Linked DNA regions of Homo sapiens: region 1 is linked to region 2. Evidence: chromatin loops called from intact Hi-C (ENCODE). Cell type or tissue: heart left ventricle. All regions are shown on one strand.

Region 1 (8,000 bases), 260 kb after region 2:
ATAAGTTCAAAGATGTTTTATCAGTGTCAATAAGGCAAATGTAAAACATTAAGATCCATCATAACACCATCGTAGCACAGAACACCTAACGTACACTTGTAAAACTATGTACTATAGATAAAAATTATGAAGCATTTTAGACATGAAATATTTACACAGAACTTGCAGAACAATGCAATGGGTGTATCACTGCAGCCTGGATTTATGTTTTAGGTTATTGTAAAACCATCTATTGCAATGTTCTCAAAGTGTGGTCCAGGGATGCCTGGGATACCCGAGATCATTACAGGTGGTCTGCAATGTCAAAATTATTTTCATAATAATACTTAAGTGTCATTTGCCTTGTAACTGTCATTCTCTCACAAGTGTATGTGTTTTCCAGAGGCTACATGACATCATGTTTCTCACAGCTAATGGAATGTGTGCTATATGTTCCTGAGTTCTTGTATGTTTTCAGTTTTAATTCCTAATATGTTAAATACTGGTAGACAGAACAACACAATGCAAAGCTTTCAGGGGGTCCTCAACTATTGTTAAGAATATAAAGGGAACCTGAGACCAAAAAGTTCAGAACCAGCAACTTAACAAAATAAGAAAATAACCTTTCAGAAATTGAGGCAGTAAAACATCAGTTGTTCACAGTAAAGATTCAAAAAACTTAATAAACATTTATTTTCCAAATAGCCATTTAGAAGAATAATGAACATAAATTGTAAAAAAAAAAAATCTTTCACACATTTCCTTACTAATGGGATGTGTGTGCTTGTTGGTCACCGCACAACCTTCTAACTTTGGAATCAGATTGGATGCTGTCACTCTCATTTCTCATTCCACATTGATTTTCACTGGTATTTGCTTAGTATTACAGCAATTACCAAAAACACAGCTTCACAAAGATAGGACCTCACCAAAAGGAACGTGGCACAATCTAATGTTGAAACCATGACCTACCTAGAGCTAGTAATTTGCACAGACATTGAATATCACTGTTTCCCTTGAATATTTAAAATATACTACAGTATTCCCTTTGGAGTCCCAAGGTGCCTCAGTGCAGTTTAGGAACAACAGATTCAAAGAATATAGTGCTTTTCCTTGTCATCTTGTTAGTTCTGCATTAGCTAGTTGTTTGTGCTTAGAAAATTCTATTATTATCAACCAAGCAAAGCTTAAAGTAAATTAGTAAATCTTCCAATATAGGGAAATAGAATATTTTGTAAGCTTTCTGATAATTCACAGATTTGGATAATTAATGCTACTGCTCTGACATCCATACTTCTCTTCTGCTCATCTTTTTAGCTCCCTTTCCTAACTCTACAGTGGTATGAAAAATTTAAAGATGATCCCATGCAAAGGCAAAATAATGACCCCAGAGAGTTCAGGCACCTGCTATCTGCAATCTAGGTCTATGACCATTTAGAACTACCTCACCAGACAACACCTAGGGAAGGTGAGGAATATACAATAATACAAATGAAGTTCTTAATTGCTTCATCACTGGTACATAGATACCAGTTTCCTAATTTCTGTTAATACATCTGAGCAGTAAGCAAACGTACTGACAAGGGAAAAAACTATGCATGGACAGAATCTCCCTGTTGGCACAGCACAAAAATGTCATCAGCTTTAGGCAAAGATTAAGAACCAGAAATTATTATTTTCTGTGTCTTTCTACTTTAAAAAAATTAATATTCCAAAGCTTTTGGATAGATGTAAAAGCATTCTGAAAGAATTACTATCATGGGTCTCTGTCCCTGAAACAGCTCTTCCCGTTGAGCTCCCTTTCCTAACTCTACAGTGGTATGAAAAATTGAATACCCGCTAACCTAGCTTAGTATTGCCATACAATCACCCCACTCAAAAATTAGAAGCTACAAGGCTGGCAGATCACAAAGTCAGGAGTTTGAGACCAGCCTGACCAACATGGTGAAACCCCATCTCTACCAAAAATACAAAAATTAGCTGGGCATGGTGGCATGCACCTGTAATCCCAGCTACTCAGAGTGGAGGCTGAGGCAGGAGAATTGCTTGAAACCTGGGAGGTGGAGGTTGCAGTGAGCCAAGATCGTGTCATTTGCACTCCAGCCTGAACAACAGAGCGAGACTCTGTCTAGAAAAAAAAAAAAATTGAACCTACAAAGCCCTCCATTGTTTCTAAATACAATTTAATTTCTGCCCCCAAAGGAAGATGGTTTCGGAACTTCACAACGTTCTCTTAAACTTCCTTATTATTTACTGTTTTATCCATGAAAATCAAGAAGGACCTCAAGCCCACAGTGGTGTTGTTCTTTCTACCAACTCCATCTCTTTATTCATTATCACACAACCTTTTCTGCTACAGTACATAGCATAATTTGCTCCTGGTGGGCAGTAATGCCATCACATTCAGAGTGAGGGCTATTTTAAACCCTATCCCAGCCAAACCAGAACTGAACAACACTGAAAGCAACTACGAGGTTTCGGGAAAATGGGGAAGATAGTGACAGAAAGGAAGCCTGAGAAACTCAGACTGGAGGTGAAAGAGCAGCTGGAGGCCAAGATAGTCCCACTTGGGGAGGAGCAAGAATCCAAGGATCTCCTCCTTCTCTTAGCACTTACAAAGCTGACTCCAAAATAAATCCTGTATTTCCTGCTCAGTTAAATCTCCAGGACAATCCTATGAGACTGGCATTATCAACCTCATTTTATGGGTGAGGAAAGAGGCTCCAAAGAGCAAGGAACCGCACTGGGCCAGTGTGGTGTAAATCGGTCACACATAGACTGTCTGTTGAAGGGTGTTCTTACATTACTACACTAGCAATTAGAGACCTAAAATAAGATAGGAAGCTCTATGAGTCAGAGCTTAAGCCCTTGCCTTCAAGCAAGTATATATCTTAATTATATCAATTCTGTTCTTATAGATTTCCTACAAGGAACCCCCTCCATACTCACCCTCCATCACCCATTACAGTACTCTTTTCCTTTTGTCAACTGGATCTACCTTCTCTTAATTTAAACCCATTTTCTTTGTTGCTATCATCCAGAAGGGGTAAAGCATCTGGTTGTAGGGTTTCTAGCTAGAGCACTCTGTAAACTAAACGACCATTTAAAATAGCACCTAGCACAATGGCCAACACACAGTTGGTACTTAATAAACACGCTGAATAACTACATGAACAAATGCTAAAAATAAACCTTTCTTTATTATGAATGACTCTAGCATCAAATAAATTGTGTTATCAACAAAAACAACAAAACATTTCAAAACGTCTTCCATAATTGATTAAGTTGCATTTTTGCAACTATTGGCAGATCTAGATATGAGATCCAGGTATAAGGCATAATAGGCAAATCACACATGGCATAATGAGTGGCACACTGTAGCCATTCAATCTGGTGAATGAATTTAAATTATGCTGGGTTGGTTTTTTAATCACAATGAAACTTAAAAGACATACCCAATTTTTAACTCTCAGACAAATAAAACACATTCCCAAGTTTAGCATCTTTAGACAGTATTTTCCATCTTTTGTCAAACATATTCACTCAGTCATTTTACAACTGCCTATGTACTCGTTATAACTTGAACATAAATTTCTCTTAGATTGTGTAAATGTGAGTCTAAACAAATCACAGCAAAGGAAAACGTTTATCTGAATTTTCTCATCACAATTTGCTACAAACATTTTTTAACTCTTTCCTCATTTTCAACAGAGTAAAAACTTCTTGTCCAGTTTATGCAAAATGGGTATTTTATCATTTGTAATTAAATGGACAAAAGGATAGGGTTATCACACCACCTTGTGGACCGTAAGGGTATTGCTGCTACAGAGCCAAAGCACATTTTAAGAACGAGAAGGTAACATGGAACATCAGCTGTTCATGCTTTTCCCTTCCCCTCCAGGTCTTCTGCCCCAAATCTACATCTTCAAATACTACCCGCTCCTCAAAATACAGTTTAAATGTCCCCCTCATAGAACCTTCTAAATCAAACTTATCTCTTCTCTAAATTTCCATGCTGCCTTATCTGGTTCTTCTTATTTTCTACTTCATATTGTATAGTCTTATCTCCCCTGCTAGACTGTAGGTATTTTGAGGATATGTGGACAGTCACCTTCAGACGTGTACTGAAGCCAGTTCATACCTACTCTCATCAATAGCTTAACATTCAGAAAGCTTGCAAGCTGGTTGTTAAAGTGTTGGTAGCTTGAAATTAGCCATGGTAGGTGCATTTACAAAATGGAAGTCAGGAAAAAAAACAACTGTAAATCCGAACACTTGTAAAACTTTGTTGACCAACTTTAACTTCTTCATATCTCATTGTCTCTACAGTAATATGTAGTGAGGAGAGGTAGTGATACTGCCTACCTCACAGGACTCTTTTAAGGATAAAAGAACCCACATAAAATGTTTTGTCTAATGTCGGGCACATAGTATGTGTCCGCCAAATATTATAATAACTATTCCCGATAACTCTATCATGGTGCACTGCAAGTAGCAGATCCTCAAAACATTCAATTGTTAAATGACAATCAAGAATTTCAATGAGAAATTTTCAGATATGTTAACACTGATGGTAGTCCCAGCTTAACAATAGGCCAGATCATTATAGGAGACATAAACTCTTTAATTATAAATAATCCAGATATTTTCGCTTGCCCTGACTCCCATCTTATTCCTGCTTGAAATCCATCTCTCTCTCCCCCTCATCTCTGCTCTCTCTCCTTGTCTCCTGCATTTCTCTTCCATTTTTACTCACTCTAAAGTGCCTTCCTCTCTCCTTCTTTTTACCACTTTATTTCATAATGCAAAATAAATAATTTATGCCTCACTTTGTTCCAGAAAAGGTTTGCAGTGAATAATAGATAACTTGGTTTCATGTTTAGTGAATAAGGATTTTATACTTCTCCAAGGGAAGGAATTGAAGTCGCTTTTTACCACTTCTATCAGTGATTCCATGATCCTGTTTGATTGGTCCTTGGCAGAAAATGGGTTCTTTATATAGACCTTTGGGGAAAGACGAAATTAAGTTTCCAAGTGCAAAGTGGAAAACTAAATTGCCATGAATTCCAAATACTTTCCAACAGGGAAGCAAAAAAATGTCCTTATCTTTTAGGGTTGATGTGGGCCACATTTCCAACTATATAATCTCTCGCTGCTTCTCTGATCTGGATTAGAATAAATTCTATCTTAAATAACCTTCCACCAAACGTCTTTTGCCAACTCTCTTCTGTGAGCTTCTCTTCCTCTCACCTCACTTCAGCTACCTCATCCCAATGCTAACATGGTGTTTTAGATACAAGGTTGCTTCCAGTAGCTAACTATGTTTGAGGATCAGCCAATAGCTTCATTCGCTCACTAAAAAGTACAACCAAAGATTGAAACAACTAATTATTTGCAAAAACATGTTTGGAATAAAACTCCAGTTGTTCAAATGTAAATCTATTGATCAAAAATAAAATTTTCCTTATTTATCAATTATTAATTAGCACAGTTTTTTAATGCAGGAAAAAAATTAAAAGTATTGGCTTTTCTCTAAGATGAACATTTGCCCTAGAATATATAAATACTGTCCATGATCATTTCTAGTTTAAAAATACACATAGGCTAAAACGAATAGCATGTCTTAAGTCATTGATTAAACGCAAGGCGTTTTGTTTAGTGGAATTTCTACTTCAGTGTTGGTCTACACAATACCCTTACCCAAGAACATATGGCTGATGCAGTACATGACAAGAAGGGGCTTTGCCTAAGAAGTGAAAATAAGGTGGGTGAGTCAGAAATTTAAATTTCAACTAACCTAAAGGCAGCTATAAGATGAGGCAATATATTGTATTTTATTCACCTCGTGGTCTATTCCAAAGGACACTGTCAAACACAATGATTCTTTTACCCACCAGCTGTCACCAACAAGTTAGCTATACTTTGTACTTTCCCTTTGTGCTTGAAAGCCAAAGCTAGAGCAGATGGCTGGATTAAGTGCCAGAGCAAAGGTAAAATTGGCTATTTCATCTGAACAGGTACTGCCAGACTTCATTAAGACAAAAGCCCCAGCAACAAATACCTACAAAATCTAGGGTCTGGAAAGTGCAATCTGAACTGCTTGTTTAATTTACCAACTAAAAACAAAAATGCTCTTTGGGGGAAAACTTTACCTAATTTGCTAAGAGATGAAAAAAGACACACATATTTCATCTGCAGTGAGAAGTGGTTTCCTGTGTCATTAACCCTGTAATTTCCAGGCTCTGTAAAAAACAAATTATATTCAATGTTCTTCTAAGCTAAGCTCATGGGTGAGTTCCAGAACGTGAAATTTAATCTTCCAGAGCTCAAACTAACAAAGCAAAGATGTTTGAAAATACTTGACTTTTTTAAAAACTGCAAATTAAAATGATAAGAGAACAGCTAAATGAACAACTAAATGAAAGACTTTCAAACTGAGGGATTAAAGCTAGAGTCAGGGTTCAGGATAAAGGAATTCAGAGCTGCCTGTTATGACCAATCATTCATCAACCACATAGTGCAGTTATAATATGTAACTGGAAGTGGAAGAGTTACATATTATATGTAATATGTTCTAATCCTAATGATTAGATTAGAATGACACTGAAAAAATCCATTCCACTGTTGCAAAGAAAGCTCAATTTCCCAAAACACAACTTCCTTGACTTTCTATTCTGAAGCTAAAAGGTTTTGGAGTTCAAAGAGCCACCTATTTTGCCTCTCCTGAGTGGCACAGGCATAGAGCAGTTTGTTGCCTCCATTCACTTATTTTTAAAAGCCCGAAAAGATAAAGAGAATAGAATTAGAAATCACTTCTATGACCATTTATAAATTGGTTATTTCCTCGGCATTTTTATTACTACCAAGAGAGACATAATCTTATATGCAACAGATTTCTATTATTCAGTTCCCTCACTCAGGTAACTCACAATTAGTAAAATTATAGTAATAACATTCGAATGTCACAAAGCAGAAATTTCAGTAGCCTAATAGACTGTTCTAAGTAGTCAGGCTGTAAGACTAGCATATTCAGCAGTGAGATCAAGGTTTCCTTTGAGGCAGATTAATTAATGTGATTATATTTTCAAAGCCCAAGAGCACAACCCTTAGTAAAAACATCTCTCAAGCTACATAATGCCCTTCACTATATAAATCACTATACTTTCCAATGGGATGAAAAACTGTTTATGTTTTCTAATTTCAAGATTTCTAATCCTTTCATTCCTGCACAGCAGCCAGAAGAAAAGTAGTCTCTGAATATGGGAAAGGCTTAGAAACATAAATGGTGAGAAACTTTATCTTCAGAGAGGCAGAGTTTCAGACCTAGGCCCACATTCACCCCTACCACTCATACATGTGAAATACATTTTTTAAAATACCTAATCTATTGGAATTTCAGTTCTCAGATCTTGGGCAGTGGAGATATTAATACTGCCTACTTCGTGGAATTGTTGTGAGGATCAAATTTAAAATATGTGTAATGTTTAAGTATAGTATCTAGGAATGTGCTGTCCATAGCTATACGTAGCTATTTAAATCAAATTTAATTAAAATTGATAAATTTGAAATTCAGCTCTTCGGTCACACTAGCCATATTTCAACTATTCAGTAGTTACACGTGGCCACGTCCATTCATTCTCAGCACTTTGGGAGGCCAAGGCAGAGGGATCATCTGAGCCCTGGAGTTCAAGACGAGCCCAGGCAACACTGCAAGACCCTATCTCTACAAAAAATTTAAAAAATTAGCCAGGCATCATAGTGTGTGCCTGTAGTCTCAGCTGCAAAGGACGCTGAGGCAGGAGGATTTCTTTAGGCTGAGAGATCGAGGCTGCAGTGAGCCTCTGAGGTACAATGAGCCTCTGAGTTGTAGAGAGTGTACCACTGCACTCCAGCCTGGGCAACAGAGCAAGAACCTGTCTCAACAACAACAACAACAAATGTTAATTTGGTGTGTCTGACATTTTTTTCCTCCTCTTCACCAATTCCTCTAAGTTGTCAGGCTGCCCAGGTTTCTTCTTGTC
Region 2 (8,000 bases):
TGCTGCCACCCAAGACCATGAGGCAAGTTCCCCAGTAAATCACCCTTTACTAGCAAACTGGATTTGTCTGCCTCATTCTTTGGTTTCTCAGCTCCTTCTGTGCTTGGTGGTCACTTTGCATATGTGGTCTTTTCACAGAACAGACTATACATGTCAAATACACATCAGATTTTGAAGATTTAGAATAAAAATAATAACATTGGTAATTTCTATATTGATTCCATGTAAAAATGGTAGTAGTTTGGAGGGATTGTTTTAGTAAAATAGATTACAAAATATATATATATATATATATATATATATATATATATATATATATATATTTTTTTTTTTTTTTTTTATTATACTCTAAGTTTTAGGGTACATGTGCACATTGTGCAGGTTAGTTACATATGTATACATGTGCCATGCTGGTGCGCTGCACCCACTAATGTGTCATCTAGCATTAGGTATATCTCCCAATGCTATCCCTCCCCCCTCCCCCGACCCCACCACAGTCCCCAGAGTGTGATATTCCCCTTCCTGTGTCCATGTGATCTCATTGTTCAATTCCCACCTATGAGTGAGAATATGCGGTGTTTGGTTTTTTGTTCTTGCGATAGTTTACTGAGAATGATGGTTTCCAATTTCATCCATGTCCCTACAAAGGACATGAACTCATCATTTTTTATGGCTGCATAGTATTCCATGGTGTATATGTGCCACATTTTCTTAATCCAGTCTATCATTGTTGGACATTTGGGTTGGTTCCAAGTCTTTGCTATTGTGAATAGTGCCACAATAAACATACGTGTGCATGTGTCTTTATAGCAGCATGATTTATACTCATTTGGGTATATACCCAGTAATGGGATGGCTGGGTCAAATGGTATTTCTAGTTCTAGATCCCTGAGGAATCACCACACTGTCTTCCACAATGGTTGAACTAGTTTACACTCCCACCAACAGTGTAAAAGTGTTCCTATTTCTCCGCATCCTCTCCAGCACCTGTTGTTTCCTGACTTTTTAATGATTGCCATTCTAACTGGTGTGAGATGATATCTCATAGTGGTTTTGATTTGCATTTCTCTGATGGCCAGTGATGATGAGCATTTCTTCATGTGTTTTTTGGCTGCATAAATGTCTTCTTTTGAGAAGTGTCTGTTCATGTCCTTCGCCCACTTTTTGATGGGGTTGTTTGTTTTTTTCTTGTAAATTTGTTTGAGTTCATTGTAGATTCTGGATATTAGCCCTTTGTCAGATGAGTAGGTTGCAAAAATTTTCTCCCATGTTGTAGGTTGCCTGTTCACTCTGATGGTAGTTTCTTTTGCTGTGCAGAAGCTCTTTAGTTTAATTAGATCCCATTTGTCAATTTTGTCTTTTGTTGCCATTGCTTTTGGTGTTTTGGACATGAAGTCCTTGCCCACGCCTATGTCCTTCTGAAACTATTCCAATCAATAGAAAAAGAGGGAATCCTCCCTAACTCATTTTATGAGGCCAGCATCATTCTGATACCAAAGCCGGGCAGAGACACAACCAAAAAAGAGAATTTTAGACCAATATCCTTGATGAACATTGATGCAAAAATCCTCAATAAAATACTGGCAAACCGAATCCAGCAGCACATCAAAAGGCTTATCCACCATGATCAAGTGGGCTTCATCCCTGGGATGCAAGGCTGGTTCAATATACGCAAATCAATAAATGTAATCCAGCATATAAACAGAGCCAAAGACAAAAACCACATGATTATCTCAATAGATGCAGAAAAAGCCTTTGACAAAATTCAACAACCCTTCATGCTAAAAACTCTCAATAAATTAGGTATTGATGGGACGTATTTCAAAATAATAAGAGCTATCTATGACAAACCCACAGCCAATATCATACTGAATGGGCAAAAACTGGAAGCATTCCCTTTGAAAACCGGCACAAGACAGGGATGCCCTCTCTCACCGCTCCTATTCAACATAGTGTTGGAAGTTCTGGCCAGGGCAATCAGGCAGGAGAAGGAAATAAAGGGTATTCAATTAGGAAAAGAGGAAGTCAAATTGTCCCTGTTTGCAGACGACATGATTGTTTATCTAGAAAACCCCATCGTCTCAGCCCAAAATCTCCTTAAGCTGATAAGCAACTTCAGCAAAGTCTCAGGATACAAAATCAATGTACAAAAATCACAAGCATTCTTATACACCAACAACAGACAAACAGAGAGCCAAATCATGGGTGAACTCCCATTCACAATTGCTTCAAAGAGAATAAAATACCTAGGAATCCAACTTACAAGGGATGTGAAGGACCTCTTCAAGGAGAACTACAAACCACTGCTCAAGGAAATAAAAGAGGACACAAACAAATGGAAGAACATTCCATGCTCATGGGTAGGAAGAATCAATATCGTGAAAATGGCCATACTGCCCAAGGTAATTTACAGATTCAATGCCATCCCCATCAAGCTACCAATGACTTTCTTCACAGAATTGGAAAAAACTACTTTAAAGTTCATATGGAACCAAAAAAGAGCCCGCATTGCCAAGTCAATCCTAAGCCAAAAGAACAAAGCTGGAGGCATCACACTACCTGACTTCAAACTATACTACAAGGCTACAGTAACCAAAACAGCATGGTACTGGTACCAAAACAGAGATATAGATCAATGGAACAGAACAGAGCCCTCAGAAATAATGCCGCATATCTACAACTATCTGATCTTTGACAAACCTGAGAAAAACAAGCAATGGGGAAAGGATTCCCTATTTAATAAATGGTGCTGGGAAAACTGGCTAGCCATATGTAGAAAGCTGAAACTGGATCCCTTCCTTACACCTTATACAAAAATCAATTCAAGATGGATTAAAGATTTAAACGTTAAACCTAAAACCATAAAAACCCTAGAAGAAAACCTAGGCATTACCATTCAGGACAAAATATATATTTTTAAAAATAATTTCACCTGTTTCTTTTCACCCTAAATAATATATGTACTAGAAAATTTAAAATTACAAATGTAGTTCACATGTTTGAATTACATTATATTTTTATAGGGCTCTAATGCTCTGGAGGACACATCCTTATTCTCCAAGATCTCTATCAAGTCATTTAGGTAAGTTTAATAGAAGAGGTATAAATGCCATGTTTTAATGACCCTGAATTTGGGTAAGTTAGAAAGTGCTTACTTGCTGTCCAAGGTTCTTTGAAAGTAGAAAGATGCAAAACAGTGTGCTTGTTTGCCTGGTTGTTTTGGGCAGTTTGATCTCTCATTGTCTCTGGTAGGAACAGTGTCTGTTTAACTGATCTGTAGGGATTCAGCATTGTGTGATGGGGCATGTGGGTGTTTAACTGTAACACTTGAGAAGAATGCTTACAGCTCAGCTGTTAGAATCTCGTGCTAAGGAATCTAAGGTTAAGGGTTGAATCCCCAGCCAGACACACTTAGCTCAGCTTTTTTTGTGGACCAGGCATGCACTCCCCACCTGGGCTTGCTTTCTTGCAAATGTCCATTCTTGGTTACAATAGGGGCCAGTGAAATAATGGTGCTGTACACTTATCAAATCCATCAACACCACTCCAAAAAGCAGCTCAGCTTCATCCTTCAGGGGAACAGCATCACCTGTACCACCTTTTCATATAAAGGAAAGCATATTATTTTCCTGTGTTAAAAAAGAAGGTTTTTTTTAAAGCGATACCTGTTACAAGTTTCAAAAGCCAAGCAAAGGTAAAAACATAAAAAGTATTGTGTTTGCTCCCTCATTTGCTTCCAGAAAAACCATTCTTAAGCTATAAAGGTCCAGATTTGGGTAAGCTAAATCCTGCCCATCTAGGAGATTTAGAAGATCATAGAGAAACATATTTATGCTTCTTATTTTTCATAAACTTACTATTAAGAAACTCAGTATATTAGATTCTTGCATGACTTGTATCCCTCAAATTTCCAAGAGGAATTGGCCAGCAGTGCTGTGTAACAGAAGCCAGAGTCCAGAGATTCAGGCCACAGGCTGACTCTGCACCAATGGCTATGTGGAATGGGACAGTTCATCTCCGTCTCTGGTTCTGTGTGTCCCCCTCTGTAAAAGCAGAGTTTGTACTTACATTTAGTCTAATTCTATAGTTTCAAAGCACCCTAGTTGACCACCTTGAAAGGCCAAATCAAACATTCATGTTTCTCAAGTCTACTTTTTTTGTTGGTTTGTTTCTCTTCAAGAGCAATAGAGGTGATGCCTCAGAATTTGGCCGACCTTCATTTTAAACAGCTGTGCCAGGCAGCTTTGGAATGGGCTCCTGTCTCCAGTGGCTTTTGCACCTGCAATCTGGCTGGCTCGAGCTTTCTGTTTCCCGCCTGCCCCGGCAGCAGGCTAGGAGTAAGAGCAGTTGCCTATGACGTTCTCTGAACCTCCTGCTCCAGGCGACTGAGCCAGGAGATACCTAAGGGGCTTGTCAACACCTAATGCTGTCTCTCCTTCTCCTTGGCTCCAAACACTGTTCTGGGTATTGCCTCGCTGGGCCTGGCTAAAGCTCTGTCTTCTGAAGTGAAGGTTGACCTTTTATTAAATACTAACCCTACAAGAAAAGTAGAATAAACTAGTCCCATTGTAACTTGCCAAGATTAATACATCCATAGAATTGGGGCAGGAGATAACACCGAATGTGTACTACAGACTAGATATTGTTAAGTAGTATATTTCTAATTTAATCTTTAATCTTTATAATAAGCCTATGTAATAGATAGGCACTATGATTATTGCCAATTTACAGATGTGGAAACTGTGGGTTAGAGAAATAAGGTAACTTTCCCATAGACTTATAGCTATTAAGTGACAGAGGTAGGATTTAGAGATAGGTAGATCCACTTGAGTCCAGAGCTTATAGAGGTACCTACCTTACCAACAGGACGGCTTTTTGGAATTCATTTCGATAAAAAAAAAATCAAGTTGGATATGACGGACTTGATCATTTCTTCTGCCTGAGATGCCTAACACATCTAAAAGAGCTGTACGTTAGTTCATGTTATTGAAAAGCAGCCACCAAGACAGGCTAGATGTCACTATTTCTGAGCCTCCTTCTACTCCTCTTGTTTTTTTCCTTTTTTAGGAGGGAAAGACTGGCGGAAAGAGAAATACACAAACCTCAGAAGGGAGCAGACAATTCACACATTTCTACAGTTTAACCTTCAGTGCCAGTAAGTGTCAGGTAGTAGAGCTTCAGGTATGCCCCAAAAGTCTCCTTGCAAGGAACTGAGAAACCTGGAACATTTCTGCGTTTATGCTTATCCACCTATTTCTATCCTCTAAATTCATTTGATATCTGCTCTTCCTTTCAAAGGTAATTCAGATCACACCATAGCACCACGGACCATAAATCATTCTGAACAGAACTCTGTTTCTGGGGCACATCAATGTTCATTCAAGGGATCGTGCTTTAGAAACTAACCACCAATATGTATTTCAGTAATCTACTCCAATACTTATAATGTGACACAAAGAACAATCTTCAGCCTTCACCACTTCCTCAACACCACATTTTGCTCAGCTTTCCAGAACTGCCTTTGGAATCTCATCTTATAGGAGGGAGCTTATATGCACCAGAAAAGATAATGAGCAATCCTGTTTACCAGAAACTCATCTAGGAAAACAGCTAAGGAAAGAGGATGAAGCTTATTAATAAGCCCCAATTCTCAGCTTTGACTGCGTTAGATATATCAAGTTCACTGGAACCTTACTAGGTATCCTAGTCTCAGCCACTGTATTTCTCAGGTCTGGGACATATCTCTGAGCCTTTCCCCTATGCTGATGTTGGTTTATCAGGTAGTGCCTGCCAACAGCCTATGGCTCATGCTAAAAATAATTGAGAGTTGCTCAATTATTTCTAGAGAGGCAGCTGGTGTAGTGGAAAGAACACTGACTGATAATAACAGCTATTGTTTACTCACTTCATGCAAGACATTTTACAAGCATTATCTCCATTCTGCTGATAACCTAAGGAAATAGGTATGATTGCCCCCATTTTTTACCTGAGTCAGTTAAAGATTAGAGAATATCCATGATTTACCCAAGGCCTCAAGTTTATTGTCCAACAGATCCATGATGTGAATTGAACTCTCTCTCTGATTCCATATAATTCTGATGTATCATTACTGCCTCCAAATAGAAGGCAGAAAACTTGGTCAGAGTCCTAGAATTGCCACCTGGGTGGCCTATAACAAACCTTAATTTCACTCTGGATCTTAATTAGCTCAGCTACAGAATGGAAATAATGCTATTGAGTCTTAGGTGAGGATGCAGTCCTAAGAGTCAAATAGCCTGGGTTAAAACCTAGTCCCAAGCTTACCAGATGCATGACCTTGAAGAAGTAAATTAGCTTTACTTTTAACATGGAAATAATAGCAACAACTACCCCAATAGATATTGAGTAGATTAAACAAATTAAAACATGCCAAATGTATTAGTCAGGGTTCTCTAGAGGGACAGAGCTAATGGAATATATATATGTATGTATGTATGTATATATATATACACATACATACATATATATACATACATATATATACACATACATATATATATACACATACATATATATATATAGAGGGAGAGGAGTATGTGTGTGTGTGTGTGTGTGTGTGTGTATATAATATATATATAATATATATATATAAAATATATATAATATATGAATATACCTTGCATTTATATATGAAAAAAACAGAATGTATTAGCCTGTTTTCACTCTACTGATAAAGACATACCCAAGACTGGGTAATTTATAAAGAAAAAGAGGTTTCATGGACTCACAGTTCCACATGTCTGGGAGGCCTCACAATCATGGCACAAGAGCAAGGAAGAACAAACGGACATCTTACATAGAGGCCAGCAAAGAGAGAATGAAAGCCAAGCGAAAAGCGTTTCCCCCTATAAAACCATCAGACCTCGTGAGTCTTATTCACTACCACAAGACCAGTGTGGGGGAACTCACCCCCCATGATTCAATTACCTCCCACCAGGTCCCTCCCACAACATGTGGGGATTATGGGAGCTACAATTCAAGATGAGATTTGGGTAGGGACACAGAGAAACCAAATCACAGAGCCACCAGGTGATAGTCTGCAAACTCCTTGTTTTAAAATTATTTTCTCCTTTGCCTGGCCTAGAGGTATGGAGGCTCTATTATCATAGCATCCAGATGGACATAGGAGAGCAGCCTGAATGCCAAGATGTCTGGTATCAGATAGCTCAGTTAAAGGCAAAGTATGGAAATTACTAAGAGCAGGAAAAAAAAGATACAAATATTTTCATCTGATAAGAGAAGATTACAGTGATCACAGAGTGTAGTGGTTTGGCATCAGGCTGCCAAGAGTGAAATTCCAACAAGTTTGCTTATCAGTGTCTCAGTTTCCTTGTCTGTAAGCTCCGCCTGTTAATAGTGTCTACCTACAGGGTCACTAAGTAAGGTATTTATCACAGGGTAAGTATTAAATAGGTAATAGATGTAACCCTATGAGGTATTCTATATATCTGCTGAGGTAAATTCTTGTTCCTAATAATGTTTCCTCCAACTTCCTGTGAGTTTCGGCGGTGAGAAAGTTAGAATGGAAAAGGTCTGAAATTGAGAGAAAGTTGCGAAATGAGCAATAAGATGGTGTTCGTGCCCTACGTCAAAAAGACTTGGTCAGAAACATACATCTTTGAGACAGACTTGAGAGCTCTTGTTTGGCTCTCTGACCTTCTGTGGGAAATTAAATCTCCCAAGTTGTTAAATCCAAGCCAGTCTTTTTCTCCTTTTCAGTTTTCCAAGGTCATAAACACAGAAAAGGGATTCCTGGCCCTGGTACTAGAGCTCATCTTATAAGCCCAATGTAGTATAGTTCTAAACTAAGCATATTCTATAAGCAAAGTCCCTAGATTTGTTTCCTGGCTTCACCACTTACCATCAATTGGACCCTCGGCAAGTTATTTAACCTCACTAGGCCTCTCTTTTATCATCTGTAAAATGGGAACAATGAAATAGAGACACTGAGAAAATTCAGT

Evidence for each region. Peaks named below come from ENCODE experiments on the same cell type or tissue, not always from the same donor. Only the 100,000 strongest peaks of a DNase experiment are listed, where the experiment ranks them.
Region 1: a loop joins it to region 2, with 4 times the contacts of the local background. A loop is called at or near these places in 2 of 110 quality-filtered maps.

The regions. Positions count from the first base shown.
Region 1 is chr3:4,286,694-4,294,693 of GRCh38, forward strand. It overlaps a transcript of SUMF1 not described here. Among named protein-coding and RNA genes, the nearest start is that of SETMAR, 13 kb to the right of the region's middle. In heart left ventricle, CTCF peaks have their summits at 3,784 and 3,985; no DNase peak of the experiment used is centred here.
Region 2 is chr3:4,024,971-4,032,970 of GRCh38, forward strand. It overlaps LOC102723512 (a long non-coding RNA gene), which reads left to right. Exons shown (of 3, transcript XR_007095788.1): 2 at 3,024-3,082. Among named protein-coding and RNA genes, the nearest start is that of LRRN1, 230 kb to the left of the region's middle. In heart left ventricle, no CTCF peak of the experiment used is centred here; a DNase peak (open chromatin) is centred at 4,311.